2 separate regions of the Homo sapiens genome follow, and region 2 is linked to region 1. Evidence: chromatin contacts called from ENCODE Hi-C or POLR2A ChIA-PET data. All regions are on one chromosome and are shown on one strand. Each heading gives the region's core, a stretch centred on a gene start or an enhancer-like site at or near the end of the contact. The rest is flanking DNA. Distances are from core to core; before and after follow the strand shown.

Region 1 (2,700 bases), core at 165-2,664:
AGCCATTATCTTAAGTGACTTAATGGAGGAACAGATAAGCAAATACCAAATATTCTCACTTATAAGTGGGAGCTAAACACTGGATACTCATGAACATTTAGATGGCAGCAATAGACACTGAGGACTGCTAGAGGGGGGACGAAGGGGAAGGAACAAATGCTGAAAAAGTACCTATTGGGTACTATGTTCACTACCTGGGTGATGGGATGAATCATACCACAAACCTCAGCATCATGTAACATACCCTTGTAACACACCTCCACATGTACCCCGAATCGAAAAGTTTGAATTACTTTACTAAAAAAACTTATTTATCACGAGGTCAGGAGATCAAGAGCATCCTGGCTAACATGGTAAAACCCTGTCTCTACTAAAAATACAAAAAATTAGCTGGGCATGGTGGCGGGCGCCTGTAGTCCCAGCTACTCAGGAGGCTGAGGCAGGAGAATGGCGTGAACCTGGGAGATAGAGCTTGCAGTGAGCCGAGATCAAGTCACTGCACTCCAGCCTGGGCGACAGAGCGAGACTCCATCTCAAATAAAAAAAAAAAAAGAAAGAAAAAAAACCTTATTTCTTCTTTCTAACTTATGTTTGTACTGACTTAATCATTACACATTCTGTGCATGTAAAAATATTCCACATACCTCATAAATGTGTACAATACTATGTATCAAAAATAAAAATAAATAAAAATTTAAAACTGTTAGTCAAAGAGAAAGTAGCCCAAGGACATGAAGAGGAGGGTGTGAGTCAGGATCTGTACAGATCGTGGGAAACGGAGCTTTAAGTCAGGGCAGCAGGAGGCCCTGAGGCCTGGAAGGGGTCAGGGCCAGCTCAGCAAAGGGCAGAAGTGGAGAGTAGCACTGGCCTCTGGCTTGTCTTTCCTTCTAGTCAACCAGGCTTCCAGCGTCCCCCACCCCCGGATCATGCAGAGGACAGAGCCTGGGCCTCACACCAGGGAAACTCACTCTAGTGCCACCTCTGCCCCACACAGCTCTGTGGCCTCGAAAAGTCCTTCTTTCCTCACTGGCCTCAGATTCCCTACCTGGACAGCCCACTTTGGACTTCCCATGGGCCTGGGCCCCTTCCAACTCTCACGTTCTCTCCCTAGTGGCGGTCCCCCGTCCCTGTTTTCACAAGGTGGGCTTGGAGGCAGGGCCCACCTGAGTGTGTGATGTCAAGGCAATTCAAGACCGGAGGGAGCTTGAGCTCTTAAGAAAGACCACACTCATAGGAGCTTACGAGACACACACTTGTGGATTTCAGAAAGTGTGTAGCTCATCGTTCTGGATCTGAAATACGTCAACAAATCTCTTTGTTTGTCTCTTTGTCCTGGAGATCTTTTCACAGAAAGGAACTGCAAACACCTCACCAATTTAAGTGACTTAGTCTTAATTCTTCATGACCTCTAGTGGCAGAAGAAGGACTCTGCTATTTGATTTTTCCAGGTAATCCTCTTTCACCCTTGCCTCCTCATTTCTCTGGAATCTCTTTCGTGTCCCCACAGTTTCCCACTCCCGTCGCGTCTGTTCTCCTTCAGACCATCTCGCAACCCACTGGCACGTCCCCATAGCCTCAGAAATCACCTCTCTGACTGCCCCCCCACCCGCTCCCTCCAGCCCTCCTCCCCCTGCTCACAGAGCAGTCAAGGAACGTCCTGGGCACTGGGGTCCATACAAGAATGAAGGAACGCGCCGCACACTGTGGCCCCCGGGCTGCCAAGCCTGCCCTGACTGAGCAGGGCACCTGGCGTCCATGCCCTTTATGCAGAGTCATTGGTGTGGTGGGGTGGGGTCAGCACCTCAGAGCCCCTGTGGGGTCTAATGCACTCTGTTACCCTCCTAAAAGATGAGGTACAGGCACTCTGTTACCCTCCTGAAATCCAAAAAGTACTGAATTCCGAAATACAACAGGCCCTGGGTGTTGAAGAAGGAAATGAAAGCCTTCGAGAAGGGCACTGTTGGTTTCCCACTCAGATTCCTTGTTCCCGATGGGCCCCTTTGGAACCTCTCTCTCTCCCTTTTCCTCTCCCTTTCCTTCTCTCCGCCCCCTCTCTGTCTCCATTATTGGATGGGTTTGGGAACGACATATGGCCCTGCCTGCCTCTGGCTGCGATCCTGCAACCATGCCGGGAGCCAGACCTTGGCTGAAGCTCACACAGAAAGTGGCAGAACAGAGAAACAGAAAGAAACTAGGTCCTTGAGGGTATCTTTGAGCCACTAATCTTGCCAAGCCTGGACCCACCCTCCCTCTGAACTTGCAGTTCTATGAGATAATACACTTTCTTATTGTTTGAGTTGGTCTTTTTTGCTTTCACTTTGAAGTGCAGATCCCATCCTTGCATACGCAGCTTAGAATTATTCTCCATCGTCTTCAGGATAAAGTGCTTCCACCTCAGCTCCGCTCAGAACAGAGCTCATGGTCCCCATCCCTCCTCCTGCTACCTCCTCCCTACCCCTGAGCATCCATCACTGCTAGTCCCTCAAGTAGACTCTCTCCTCCAGCAGCATAAAAACTACCTGCAGCTCCCCTGACTCTCCTGTGGCTTCACTCCTTCTTGCCTTTGAGAAGGATACTCCCTTCTGGAATGTGCTTTCTTTATTGTCAATCCCATGCACATTCTGCCTCAAAATTCTAAGCATTACCTTCTCTGGGAACCCCTTCTTAGTTCCCAGGGAGCAGGCTAGCAAAGGGGTTGAG
Region 2 (2,700 bases), core at 15-2,514, 440 kb before region 1:
GATTGAAATGCATTCCTGAAACAGACTGGAAGATCTCCTTAATATGCATCAACTGCACCAAATTCAAAAGCTATTACCTCTTACGTTTTCCTTCCATCCACAGGAGGCCCCGCCCTTTGTAAAACAAACAGTTGTCAGGGGGCCGATTCCCCAGTATGGTCACTGTGCAGTGCTTCAACATTTGTTATCACCGTACCATTAATTTCCACACACATCTGCTTGAGGATTTCTTCCTGCCCCGGATGGCATGTTCATCTCCATCTAATTCACATTTTATTGCCCTTGTCTTGCCCCTAGCAAGCGTTATCAAGTGCTGTAAGCATTCCAGAGCTGTGCCAGGTGGCTGGGAGGCCCTCAGCCCCATTCCCTGTGGTTTGAGGCTGCGCTTACAGCTTTAATTTCCAGTCAGCTGTAATTCAGGACCACAAATGGCCAAATTGAAAGGGCTCGCTCACTTCCAAAAAGCATCTCACCAGTAGCTCCTAATTACAGAGCCAAGTGCAAACGACACTGCCTTGCTTGGAAGAGAAGTGAGGGCTCTTTCTCTCTGCTTATTTTGGACACCCTGGGTCACTGAACAACTAAATCTACACTGGAGGATGGCTGCTCCCATTTCCCAGGGGGCCTGGCAGAGGTCCCAAAAGGCAATTTCCCAGGCATGCCTAGTGTGGAGGCCCTGAGAAACGTCGGCTGAAATCAAGCCCTGCCTGGGCTGCTGCAATATTTTCCAGCCAGTGCATCTCAAATGTGAGAAGTGCACAGATCATCTTAAAGGGAAAAAAACTACACAAATTAAGAATACAACTCAAAGGACCCTCTTTAAACAGTGCTGCAAAAAAACAAAAAACAAAAAAACAAAAAACCTAAAATCTCATTCCATGCAAATGCCCTTTAATTGCATTAGCACTGCAAGAGTTCTGTCTTTATAACTGGTATAATTTAGAATGTGCTTGCAGCCCTGGTGCAGTTTGGGAATGAACCTATGCCTTATTTTCAGAATTGTTCTGCAAGGAGTTATCAAAGGATTCACACTCATACCTTCTCATTGCACCAGGCAGACCCGCCTCCTCTCGATTCTAACAATATGTCACCTAAAACCTGCTGCCCAGCATTTCTTTTGACCCTCACAACCATCCCTGAGCCTGGCAGGACTCCTCTAGAGTTTTCAGGAGAGGCGACAGAAGTCACTGGCCCAGGGTCCCAGGAGTAATAGCCACAAGGTTGGAGTTTACGCATTGCTGTTTCGGCAGGGCAAAAAGAATCCAACAGCAGTAATATCTTATGGTTCTGCATAATGGAAGCTGGCTCAGAGCCTGGGATTTCTGACTCCCCACGGAATGTTTTGCTGTTAAGCTGAGATACTTCCAAAACACAGTTAGGTTTGTTAAGTAACACATGGGACATCTTTGTAATGAATTACTAGGTACCCATTAACATTGGGTTTTAAAAGGATGTGGGAAATAAGTTTCTTTATATTTTTAGAAAAAAACAAAACTAGGATTATAGAATTTTTACTTCTTTAATTTTTTTATTCACATACCTTCTATCACATGGAAGTAGAAGGTAGATTGAGAGAAATCTAGCTTCACCCTTGCTCTCTCCACCTTCTCCTTCCTTTTAAAGATAAGGATGCTATTCATTATATAATCAATCCTTCTGTTTTATTTATATATATATATATATTCATATCCCCTCTTTCTTAGACAAATGGCAGCGTATTATATTTACTTTTCTATATTTTCTTTTTTCTTTTTTTGAGATAGAGTCTCATTCATTCTTTTTTGCCCAGGATAGAGGGGTGTAGTGGTGCAATCTCAGCTCACTGTACCTTCTGCCCCCAGGCTTAAGCTATTTTCCTGCCTCAGCCTCTGGAGTAGCTGGAATTACAGGCATGTGTCACTACGCTTGTCTAATTTTTGTATTTTTAGTAGAGACAGGGTTTTGCCATGTTGGCCAGGCTGGTCTTGAATGCCTGACCTCAAGGGATCCACCTGCCTCGGCCTCCCAAAATGCTGGGATTACAGGCATGAGCCACTGCACCCGGCCTGTATTTACTTTTCTCTACTTGCTTCTTTCAATTGACAGTATATCCTGGAGAACCCAGCATAGTAGGATCTAGAGATCTTCCTACTTTGTTTTGAAAGCTGCACAGAACTCCACCAGTCTCCGATTGGTGGACATTTGGGGCCATCACAAATAATGTTGCTGTGAATACTCCTTGGCATATGTCTTTTGGGGTGTCTTGCCAATTTTTTTTTTTTTTTTTTTTTTGAGACAGAGTCTTGCTTTGTCACCCGGGCTGGAGTGCAGTGGCATGATCTCGGCTCACTGCAAGCTCCGCCTCCCGGATTCACGCCATTCTTCTGCCTCAGCCTCCTGAGTAGCTGGGACTACAGGCGCCCGCCACCATGCCCAGCTAATTTTTTGTATTTTTAGTAGAGACAGGGTTTCACCATGTTAGCCAGGATGGCCTCGATCTCCTGACCTCATGATCCGTCCACCTCAGTCTCCCAAAGTGCTGGGATTACAGGCGTGAGCCACTGTGTCCAGCGTCTTGTCAATATTTAAATAGGTTCCTGGAAAGAACATTGCAAAAACAAAAGGGGAATGCATAGAGAATTTTATTAGCCACTGTCAAAACCTCATTTCACTTTCACAAACTCCTGTTTCTCCAAGCCCACCCTCACTGTGTACTACTCA

The links. A loop is a pair of places that touch in the nucleus more often than their neighbours do. ChIA-PET counts read pairs that join two places held with the same protein, here RNA polymerase II (POLR2A). Pooled maps may share reads with other maps.
Region 2: a map of Right ventricle myocardium inferior shows a loop between it and region 1 (2.4-fold over the local background). The contact joins two enhancer-like sites. A Hi-C loop is called at or near these places in 1 of 168 maps with a recorded cell type or tissue (Right ventricle myocardium inferior) and 3 of 50 pooled maps. POLR2A ChIA-PET finds 5 or more read pairs at or near these places in 1 of 52 experiments (activated T-cell).

Annotation. Positions count from the first base shown.
Region 1 is chr2:105,575,230-105,577,929 of GRCh38, reverse strand. No RefSeq gene overlaps it. Among named protein-coding and RNA genes, the nearest start is that of LINC02946, 34 kb to the left of the region's middle. RefSeq lists an enhancer at 502-1,400. Within about 2 kb of position 1,414, at least 7 of the 41 ENCODE cell types and tissues checked have a DNase peak (open chromatin) inside an H3K27ac peak, as active enhancers do.
Region 2 is chr2:106,018,829-106,021,528 of GRCh38, reverse strand. No RefSeq gene overlaps it. Among named protein-coding and RNA genes, the nearest start is that of ECRG4, 46 kb to the left of the region's middle. Within about 2 kb of position 1,264, at least 8 of the 41 ENCODE cell types and tissues checked have a DNase peak (open chromatin) inside an H3K27ac peak, as active enhancers do.